2 separate regions of the Homo sapiens genome follow, and region 1 is linked to region 2. Evidence: chromatin contacts called from ENCODE Hi-C or POLR2A ChIA-PET data. All regions are on one chromosome and are shown on one strand. The core of a region is the stretch at or near the end of the contact, and the rest is flanking DNA. Distances in the headings are between cores, read along the strand shown. Region 1 has its middle 32 kb from the start of LINC02815. Region 2 has its middle 130 kb from the start of LINC02815.

What was found. A loop is a pair of places that touch in the nucleus more often than their neighbours do. ChIA-PET counts read pairs that join two places held with the same protein, here RNA polymerase II (POLR2A). Pooled maps may share reads with other maps.
Region 1: a loop to region 2 is called in a pooled map, with 2.7 times the contacts of the local background. The contact joins two enhancer-like sites. A Hi-C loop is called at or near these places in 4 of 50 pooled maps. POLR2A ChIA-PET finds 5 or more read pairs at or near these places in 4 of 52 experiments (MCF 10A, Panc1, activated CD8-positive, alpha-beta T cell and 1 more).

The regions. Positions count from the first base shown.
Region 1 is chr1:229,184,298-229,190,018 of GRCh38, forward strand. No RefSeq gene overlaps it. Among named protein-coding and RNA genes, the nearest start is that of LINC02815, 32 kb to the left of the region's middle. RefSeq lists an enhancer at 2,458-2,507. Within about 2 kb of position 1,795, at least 3 of the 41 ENCODE cell types and tissues checked have a DNase peak (open chromatin) inside an H3K27ac peak, as active enhancers do.
Region 2 is chr1:229,024,321-229,029,964 of GRCh38, forward strand. No RefSeq gene overlaps it. Among named protein-coding and RNA genes, the nearest start is that of LINC02815, 130 kb to the right of the region's middle. RefSeq lists an enhancer at 3,204-3,941. Within about 2 kb of position 3,336, at least 7 of the 41 ENCODE cell types and tissues checked have a DNase peak (open chromatin) inside an H3K27ac peak, as active enhancers do.

The DNA of each region.
Region 1 (5,721 bases), core at 545-3,044, 160 kb after region 2:
CTGAGTCTCCCAGCCCTTGGCACAGAACAGGCCCTTCGTCAACAATGAACCTTCTCATTGACTCTTAAGAAGCTGTGACTTTATTCTGTAGGTAATGGAAATTCAGTGGACACTTCTAAGAAGATTAACCCTGGGAGCTAAGTGATGAGAACTTATGAACACAAAGAAGGAAACAAAAGTCACTGGGGTCTACAGGGTGGAGGGTGGAAGGTGGGAGGAAGGAGAGGAGAAGACAAGATAACTGTTGGGTACTGGGCTTGATACCTGGGTGATGAAATAATATGGACAACAAACCCCTGTGACACATCTCTACCTATGTGACATGTCTTTACCTATGTTACCTATTTAACAAATAAAAGTTAAAAAAAAAGAAAATTACAGAACACTGCTGGAAGAAATATTTAAATATTTAAAAAGATTAACACAATCAAATCTGTGTCATAGGAAAAACAAGTTTGGCAGTGGGGGTGGGAGGGGCTAGATTCAAAGGGAGAAAAGCTAGAGGCAGGGAGACGGACAGTTATTACATTTCTGCATGGGTTCAGTTTGTCAGCGGGCTCATGAGCTGCTAGCTCCAGAAGATGCCTGAGACCCCACGTAGTCCAATTTCTTCACCTACAGCTGAGAAAACTGAGGTGGGGAGAAGAGAAGACACAGCACGTTCTAGCAAAAAGTCAACAAAGACATGTAGCAAAACCAGACCTTTGCTACCCAACCTCAAGGCACATACGCCACAGTGGAGGATCAAGGCAGAGACATAGGCAGCAGAAGAAAGATCCAGAACATAACAGGACCTAATTACTTCCAACATGAGTGACAAAGACCATAAACCCCAAAGGAATTGCAGCGAGGGAAGCATCAGCACAAGCTGAGAGACACGGAGTGGAATTTGTACTGGAAAATGCATGTCCAGGAATTGTGAGTAGGCGTTGGGGGACCCCTCAGGAGTCCACCCAACTGACGGAAGAGAGTTAACATGGGATACATGTGGTTGGACACATGGGATGCAGCAGGGGTAGCTCACGGAGGGCACTGAACCTCAAACTAATGAATCTGGACCAGACTTAATTGGCAAAATATAGTCAGTGCAACTGCACCGGACCAATCTGGCTCAACTTTTTTTTTTTTTTTTTTGAGACAGATTTTTGCTCTGTCGCCAGGATGGAGTGCAATGGCGCAATCTCGGCTCACTGCAACCTCCACCTCCTAGGTTCAAGCGATTCCCCTGCCTCGCCTCCCGAGTAGCTGGGATTACAGGCATGCGCCACCACGCCTAGCTAATTTTTGTATTTTTAGTAGAGATGGGGTTTCATCATGTTGGCCAGGCTGGTCTCAAACTCCTGACCTCAGGTGATCCACCCATCTCAGCCTCCCAAAGTGCTGGGATTACAGGCGTGAGCCACCACACCCCACCCAGCTCAACTTTTATGTAACAAAGTTATGACTTGTTTTTCAGTCATCATGGACTCCCAGGTTGAAGGTCACATGACCTGAGCCTGCCCAGGAGATCTAAGTGTGCAACCACAGTGGGGACCTACGTGCTGGGACGGAGGAGCAGGGACTGAGTTAAGAAGCAGACACTGGATGGTAGGATCCGGGATCCAATCAGATGGAGCTCCGGCATCATCCCATGGCAGGAAGCAGTCAAACCATGCCTCCCGGCATCACCTCATTGCAAGATCCATTTAGACCACACCTCATTACCCTGCGCTTATAAAACACAAACCAAACCCCAGCTTGGGGAGACAGACTTGAGCATTTCCTACTGTCTCTTTGCCAGTTGAGTCGCAATAAAGCTTTTTCTTTTCTCAAAAGCTGGCACAATGGTATTGGCCTCTATGCGCATTGGGCGTCAAGCCACTGATTGCTAGGTTACAAGTGTTCTTGAATATAAGAACAGCTGGATTAAATTTGTATCTTAGGAAGATTTCATCAGTCAGCCTTCAGTATGATTTAGAGAGGAGAGTAGAGTTGGAATGACAGTTTTGAAGCTCATGTAAAAAGTCAGTGTATCTATCATTGTGCATTGAATAATCCCATAACTTAGTGGCTTAAAACAATAATCAGTGACTTGTATCTCTCAAAGTTTCTGTGGATCAGGAAGTCAGGAATGGCTTGGCAAGGGTAGTCCTGGCTCAGTCATGAGCTGGAGGCTTCAAGCAAATGTCAGCCCCTGACCGCAAGTAACTTACCCGCCTCGGCCTCCCAAAGTGCTGGGGTTACAGGCATGAGCCACCACGCCCGGCCTCCCTGCTTTATTATCTCCATTTTGTAACTGACAGACACTAATCCAAAAACCTCAGAGCTGAGGAAGCACAACCTTCAGACCAACTCTCAGAAGCAGGGCGGAATGAGAAAGACACAGAACAGTACAATGTTTGAATCATGATGAAGCCTTTCAACAGCATCATCCAGGCTCATCCTTCACTAAACCTCCCTACCTGCCTCCTGCCCCATCCCTTCATTTAGAGCTGGGTTCCTGCTGTGGGCAAACATCTACTAGGGCCTGTATGGGAGTAAAGCAGACCTCAGTTAGGGAGGCCAGCAGCAGAAAAACTCGACTTTCACTTTGGGTTTCTGTTTGACTCTTGAAAGCCACATCACCAGGCCTCTTATGCAGCTAGGAGCTATGAAGGTGCAGGGAAAGAGCAAGATCAGGGAGGGCAGCTCACAGAAAGCCTGTGCCTACCCACGTAACTGAATTCTGCCACTTCATGGATACTGTGAAAGAACGCTCCACTTAAAGAGAGTCACTACACAGATACCCTAACCTGTAAAACACAATAACTGGGAACCAATCAGCAAAAAGGTTTTTGTATTTTTTATTGACGTATCACAGTTGTACATATTTATGGGGTGTATGTGATATTTTGATACCTGTATACAATGTGTAATGATCAAATCAGAGTAATTGGAATACCCCTCACCTCAAACATTTCTTTGTGTTGGGAACATTATATTTTTTTCTTCTAGTTTTTCTTTTGAAATATACAATAAGTTATATTGTTTTATTTTGTTTTTGTTTTTTGTTTTCATTTTTGTTTTTTGAAACAAGGTATCACTCTGTCACCCACGCTAGAGTGCAGTGGTACAATCAGGGTTCACTGCATCCTCAACCTCCTGGGCTCAAGCGATCCTCCCACTCCAGTCTCTCAAGTAGCTAGGACTATAGGCATGTGCCACCACACCCAGCTAGTTTTTCTGGAGACAAGTTTTCCCCATGTTGCCCAGGCTGGTCTTGAATTCCTTGCTTCAAGTAATTCACCCACCTCAGCGTCCCCAAGTGCTGGGATTACAGGCATGAGCCACCATGCTTGGCTTACAATAAACTACTGTTAAGTATAACTTCTCTGCTGTACTATTGAATACGAGAACTTATTTCTTCTATCCGACTGTATTTTTGTACCCCTTAACCTACTTCTCTTCATCCCTACAGCCCCCTTCTCTTCCCAGCCTCTGATAACCACCATTCCATTTCCAAAAAGTCTTTAAGGGGATGAAAATAAAAGGTGGGAAAAGATGAGCCCAAACTGGAAAACTGGGATAACAATCTCAACCTTTAACAAAATAGAATTCAAGTTAAAAAGAATCATAGGTTACTGGCAAAAAGAATCATACAGCCAAAAGATATAATCACCTAAATTCAAAACCATATATCCTCAAAATACATGAAGCAAGGGTAAATCAACAGTTGTGGGTGAAGACTTAGCACACCTTTCTCAAACACTAATGGCTTGAGCAGATAAAAATTATAAACAAAGATATAGAGTATGCTTGAACTATGAGTTATATACAGGACTCAATGTCTAACAAAGAGAAGATACACATTCTTTTCAGGCATACATAGGATGTTTCTAAAAACTGACTATGTACCTCAATGATCAATTCTAAAGAATCAATATTATATATATATATATCTCCCATGTATTCTCTGACCACATAACAATAAAATTAGAAATCAATATCAAAAAAGTATCTTTTTGAAATACCATATCCAACTAACCCTTAAATAACATGGGAGTTAGGAACATTGACCCCCCGCTCAGTCAAAAATTCACATACAACTTTTGACTCCCTCCAAAAGCTTTACTAATAGCCTACAGTTGACAGGAACATCACCGATAACACAAATAGTTGATTAACACATACTGTGTATGTTATATGTATTATATACATTATTCTTACAATAAAGAAAGCTAGAGCAAAGCAAATATTATTAAGAAAATTCTAAGAAAGAGAAAATACATTTTCTATTGATTAAGTGGAAGCAGATCATCATCAAAGTCTTCATCCTCATCGTCTTCACATTGAGTAGCTGGGGAGGAGGAGGAAGAGGAAGAGTTGGTCTTGCTGTCTCAGGGGTGGCAGAGGCAGAAGAAACCTCCAGTAGAAGTGGACCCGTGCAATTCAAATCTTTGTTGTTTAAGGGTCAACTATGTCTGGAAACCAATTAACATGCTAACAAATATATTTACATTAAAATAAACTAATAGGAAAATTATAAAATAAATAACAATGAAAACACTGCCAAGCAAAACCTGGGGTGCCAGGCCCAGATGGTTACCTAGGTAATCTCTACCAAAATTTCAAAGAATAAATAATATGCTACATAATCTTACTGACTCTAATAGCGTATTAAGAAAAATTACAACCAATTAGTATTCAGCTCAGGAAGGCAAGAATGGTTCCATGGAAAACATTTGTCAATGTAGTTAACATTGCTAGAATAAGGGAGAACAATTCTATGATTATCTCAATTTCTACAGAAGAGACACTCGGTAAAGTTTAATAACTATGTATTAAGGTGGGGGAAATCTCTTAACAAATTGAAGAAACCAAAGATAGAAAGGGAATGCCTTAACTTAGAAAAGGTTATACATCAGAAAACTTACAGCAAATACTCTGCTAAGGGAGAAGCTTGACCCTCACTCCCTTTAATTGTGAAAGCAAGACCATGCTCTTCCGTCCAGGACTGCCCTTTAACATAGTCCTGAAGGGCTCAGCCAACAGTGCAAGAAATAAAAAGGAAAGAGCAGAAGAGTGGGAGGGGAAAAGATAAAAATATCATAATTTGCAGACTGTAGGATCATCTATAATAAAAAAACAAATGGAGTTTATAAAGATCATTGAAGACCAGAAAAACTTAAAAAAAATCATTTGTAGCATTTCCCTTTACCATCAAAAGTCAATAAGAGAATGATAATAAGATGGTGACTCACAATAGTGACAAAAATTATCTTGTATCCAGGAATTTAATTATGGAATACTTAAGACCTAGGCGGGGTGTGGTGGCTCATGCCTGTAATCCCAGCACTTTGGGAGGCTGAGGTGGGCAGATCATTTGTGGCCAGGATTTCAAAACTATCCTGGCCAACATGGTGAAACCCCATCTCTACTAAAAGTACAAAATTAGCCAGGCATGGTGATGTATGCCTGTAGTCCCAGCTACTCAGGAGGCTGAGGCAGGAGAATCGCTTGAACCTGGGAGGCAGAGGTTGCAGTGAGCTGAGATTGCGCCACTGCATTGCAGCCTGGGTGACAGAGCGAAACTCCATCTCAAAAAAACAAAAACAAAGAAAACTTAAGGCCTGTATGGAGAACAAATTTAAACTCTTTTAAAGGACATTGTTTTAAAGATCTGAATAGAGGAACATTTCACACTCTCAGCTGGGTTAGTGTAATAGTATAAAGATATCTATTCTTCCTCAAACTGATGTATAA
Region 2 (5,644 bases), core at 2,086-4,585:
CCTTGGAATTTATCTATCCGTCTTTCAATTGGCCATTTAGCTCAGTTTGGGCCCTTAACAATACAAGCATGATAAGGTCTCGTCACTGTGTCTCCAGGATCTGATCACTGCAGACCCTGGGCAGTGATTAGGGAGCATGGGCTCTGGAGGACCAGCGCCTCTGACTCTCTATGGCCCCGGGCAAGTCTCCAGGTCTCCATTGCCTCACCTCTAAAGTGAACGTAGAGTCTAGAACGTAAGCCAGTGCGTGCTGACGGTCCCCACACCGCACTGCCAGGGGCCTCGGGCTCTGCTCTAGCAGCTTGGCCTGGACCACGGAGCTCTTTGACCAGGACCTGCTCCACCTGAGGCTGATGCCCTCATGGTGCTGCCTGGCCCAGCCACGCCCATGATCCTTTTCCAGGGTCCCGGAGAAGGAGAAGAACTTCCTTTCTGGTCCTTCCCATTCTGCTCCTGGGTTCAACCAAGCAGCTTCTAGGCAGCTCTGATGACTCAGCAGCAGTGACTCACAGGTTCCCAGGACAGCAGATGAATCCTCTGCTTCTCTGGCTCCCTCTCCGTCCCCTGGCTCTTCCTGGCAATGTGCTTTCACTCAGCCTTGGGCCCACTTTCCCATCCCTCTGGGGACATACCCCCTCGCTTGTCCTGAGACCCACAGTTGAGACCCACACCTGGGCTCCAGCCTCTCTACTGTTCTTTTTACTTCCCAAGCTGGCCCATGGTCCCTTCAGGCTCAGCTCTCCAGGGATCTGCTACCCCGTTCCTGCCTCCGGGACCCACTCCACCCTCCTGGCACTGGCTGGGTCCTGGTGGAGGAGCTACCACAGGCAGCAGAGAAGCAGAATTCTGCTGAGAGCTGTGACCCGAGGACACTGGGCCCCACCAAGCCCACGGTGCAGACCCTGGACTGCTAGAGAGGATGGCAGCACCATCCCCTCCAGGAAGAGCCACCAGGCCTGGAGGAAAACCTGCGCCTCTGAGAGCCTCAAAGGAGCTGTGCCAGTCAGAAGGTGCCGCTCAATGGTCCTGGTCCTCTGGGGGTGACAGGGTCACACTGCGAGCCGGACTTTACACAGCACATCAGTGTGAAGGATGCCAGCATCCTTGTCTGTCATCTTCCTAATTATGAGCCTGCTCAACCCCTCCCCAGCCACCTAGCTCATGCAGGGCCTTCGCTTCTTTGGGCCTTTCCCTCCTTCATGCCATGAGAAGTAAAGGCCAAGAAGGGTCGCAGGACATAGGCCCTGGGGGCTAGGAGCAACCGCCAGTGTGGATGTGTGCATACTAAACCCAGGGCAGGGCAAAGAGAAACACTAGGACCCAGAAACATCTGTCTCAGAAGTGCTTTCATCCTGCTGGGATACACTAAGGTACAGGCAGGAAGAAAGCCCCATGCCTGAAGGGGAAGCTACTGAAGACACAGCAGGTGGCTGAGCAGTGCCACAGGTGACAGCTCACTGCTGGGCTTGTTCCTGCACTACCTTCCCTGGTTTGTCCCCTGGGATGCTGGGGAAAGAAATTATGTTGGGATTTTTTCTATAAATAATTTCCTGTCATTGTGTGTAATGATTGGCGAATAATTTCACAACAACTGGCTGTTTCTTTGTTGCATTCTAAACTTGAGCAGCACTGTGGATCATCAGCATTTTCTGTCTCCCCGCCATTTGAAAAGAACAGTTTCCTGGGACAATTCCTTGAGCCCAGGTCGAGGCTGCGGTGAGCTATGATCACGCCACTGCTCTCCAGCCTGGGTGACGAAGTGAGACTCCATCTCTAAAATATAAATAAATAAATAAATAGCAAAATGTTTCCCTTTCTCCATAAGAAAAATGCTTTTAAAAATTTCTCCTCAGATGCAAACATGTTAAACCCAAGTAAATGTCCCTTCACCTGGGTAGGCCTCAAAGGAAAAGTTTCAGCCACCTGAAATGCCAGTTAGCTGGTCAGCCTGTAAGACGCTTGTTTATTTGTAAAGAAATAGCCCATTCTGCGCAGTCTCAACAGTGGCCCTGGGAAACGGCAGCCCTGCTTTTATTTTTAAACCTCAAAGTTCATCTTAGAGATAAAGCTTTCTTTTCTCATGAGAGGCTGAGTGTCGTACATGGGTATGAAGGTGTAACATAGGCCTTAGACAATCATTTGTAACCTTAGAGGCAACAGGAACATTCAGAGCTGCCTGCCAGGCCCAGACACTCAAAGTGCTACAAAGTCGCCGATCTTTGTGCTTTGGGAGATCAAGTAGTTCCCTTCCCCAGGGCTATATTTCAACCAGGGTTGAGTTCATCTTTGTGCTTGTTTTTTCCCAAATAGCTCACTTTCTGATTTTTTTGGCTTAATAGTGAGATTATTTAAGAGGCACCAAAAGAAAAAGCTCAGTGAAAAAATTGTTTTAGCAATAGAATGAGTTAGTATGAATCCCAGTGCTCATCATAATATTGACTGTTATACACATAAAATACGAATGGCGAAAGAATAAGAGGGGTTCCTTTTTTCTTCTTCTTCTTCTCGAGATGGAGTCTTGCTCTGTCGCCCAGGCTGGAGTGCAATGGCACGATCTCAGCTCACTGCAACCTCCGCCTCCTGGATTCAAGTGATTCTCCTTCCTCAGCCTCCCGAGTAGCTGGGATTACAGGCGTGTGCCACCACACCCTGCTAATTTTTTGTATTTTTAGTAGAGACAGGGTTTCACCACATTGGCCAGGCTGGTCTCAAACTCCTGATCTCGTGATCCACCCACCTCGGCCTCCCAAAGTGCTGGGATTATAGGTGTGAGCCACTGCGCCTGGCCAAGACGGGTTCTTTAACAGTGGAAATAGAAACGTCATCTTCTGCAACGCTGAGCATCTGCAAAGCCCCCCACAGACAGTCTACTCAGGTGAGAACTGAATTTCCTCCCAGAACACTCTCTCCATTGTCATCCTTCCTTCCCCGATCCCAGGTGAATACATGTGGCACAGAGCCCCTCAAAGAGGCCTTCCATTCCCTTGTCCACTAATTTGATTTTCAGAATGTGGAGCCACGTGCCCCCTGGGGCCTGGCCTCTGCTCCCTGCTGCAGGTGCAGAAGCAAACAGACCATGGGGCCATGAAGTTTAACAGGCTGCCCAGGCCCGGGCACTCAGACCCTGCTGCTTCTCCCACCTCCCACCTCGCACCTCCCCACAGCCTTTTCTATCACACAGCCAAGGATTCCTGTTCCCCATCCTCTGTTGCTTATCATTTCTCCTGACCCACGCACAGAAGGGACTCTATTTCTAGGAGCATCAGAGAGAAGCTTTCAAACTTTTTTGCTCATGACCCACAGCAAAAAGTGCATTTTCTGTTGCAATTAAGTGCACATGCACACACAGCTGACTCACATCTAAGTCAAAAGTTTCAGGAAGCAATACTTCCTTTCACTACCTGCAAAGCCTTCTGTTACTTTCTGTTCTACTCTTCCCAGGCCGCACCACCCCCCACATTTCAACAATGCTCGTTGAAATCCACGAAACTGATTTCCCAATCCCCTAACGGTTTATGGTCAGCAATTTGGAAAACACTGGCTGAAATACTAATGAAAGGGCATCGCGGGCCTTCCCTGATGCGAGGGGAGGAAGGAAGGCTTTGCTCAGCTCTACGTTCCCACAGACCCACTTTTCCTGCCCTTTGCCCCACATCCCACCTGCCACTTGTGATTAAATAACAGTTTAACATCACCAAAGCTCCCTTTCACTCAAGAACTAACTCAATTAGGCTTGAGCTGGTGGGAGCTTAAAGCAGATTAAGGGAAGACAAAGGAGGCTTTGGGGTTTATCTTCAGCTTTCATGTTCCTAGGAGCTCTCTCTTCCTGTGCTGAGTCTTAAGCATCAAAGGGAGGGAGGCAGGGAAGGAGAGGAGAGGGGAGGGGAGGGGAGGGGAGGGGAGGGGAGGGGAGGGGAGGAGAGGAGAGGAGAGGAGAGGAGAGGAGAGGAGAGGAGAGGAGGATGGAAGGAAGGAAGGGGAGGGAGGAAGGAAGGAATGAAGGAAAGGATGAAAGGAAGGAAGGAGAGGAGAATGGAAGGGAGGAAGGGGAGGGAGGAAGAGAAGAAAGAGAAGAAAACTCTCCCAAGCCCCCATCATGGGCTGAGGCCAACCAGCACTGCACTGGTCACCCCCACTTTTATTTTTAAACTTCAAAGTGCATCTTGGAGATAAGGCTCTCTTTTCCCATGAGATGCTGAGGGCTGTGTTTGGGTGTGCAGGAATAACGTAGGCCTTAGACAATTACTTGTAACCTTAGAGGTACTGGGAGGGTTCCGGGCTGTGCTGGGCCCAGATACTCAAAGTGCTTCCTGAGGAAGATGTCCGTGGTTCAGCTCAGGGATGGGCACTGCTCCCCACGCTCCTCCAATGGGGCAGCTCCCTGCTCCGACCCCACCTCCCACCTCCCCCAGCAGCTCAGACAGCCATCTGTGCGGCAGATGAGCTGCACACAGAAGGTGCTCGGCAAACACTTGCCGAATCCCCTGAAATGGTCCATCTGGGCCCCTTTACAAATCGAATTCTTTCTAGATCAGTGGCGCCCAACAGAATTATAATGTGAGCCACACACGTCATCTTACATTTTCTAGTGGCTAACTAAGAAGTAATAATAATAAAAAGAAACAGGTGAAATTAACTTTAGCAATATACTTTGTATATAAAAATCATTATCATTCCAACATGTAATCGTATAAAATTTGTAAGATTTTTATAGTCTCTTTTTCTAGTACCAAGGGCTTGAAATTCAGTGTCAGTTTGGAATTGCCACATTTAGAGTGCTCAGTAGCCGCATGGGGCTTGCAGCTACCACCCTGAGCTGCAGCTCTGAACTCTAACCAGGACTCGGGGCAACTGGGGCCCAGGCTGGAGCTCAGCTCAGAAGGAAGGTGCTAGGTGGAGTCCTCCAGCCACAAGTCACAAAGCAGACTGTGTTGGGGGGCCTTTGCCACTGCACCCCCCTCCCCACCGTCCTCACTTGCCTTCCCCACCTGGCACTGTATCTGGTGGGAGGAGATGGGCAGGGCGTGGGAACAGAAGGAATGGATGAGGACTTAGAGATGTGTGAGCAGCTCTCACAGCCATACACTGCCCCTGCTGGGGAGTCCATGTGGACCCCTCAGCTGGGACTGACCCCATCACCTGTAGTGAGACACACCAAGAAACACGCCCCATCAACACAAAAATGTCTGCTAGGCCAAATCTGGCACAAGCTTAGTGACAGCTGAGTTAAATTACTGTATCCATGGTGCAGTCACCAAATACTTGCAGCCCTCAATCATTTTCAGCTGTCTTTTTGGGGACAACAGAGACATATACAGATTGTCAATTCAACATGAGCTCATTTTATTAGACGCAATCAGCCATATGGCACTTTGCGACCAGTAGACGTGCTCCTTTGACAATCAGTGTTATTGAGCCTGCTCAGTAATGAGTTAGCTACTGGTCTTGTCTTCCCTTAGAAGAATCCATTTAACTCCTATGAGTGAGTCAGCTTTTTCCTAAGTGACATCTTTGAGGGGAATGCAATGCCAGCTTGTCACATGCCAGGCTCTGGCGCTCAGTTCCAGAATGTTAGAGCTGGGAAGGTCTTGGTTCTCTCCTAGTCCTGTGGCTTTTGAGCTTTACTTTCTAAGTGCAAAACTTT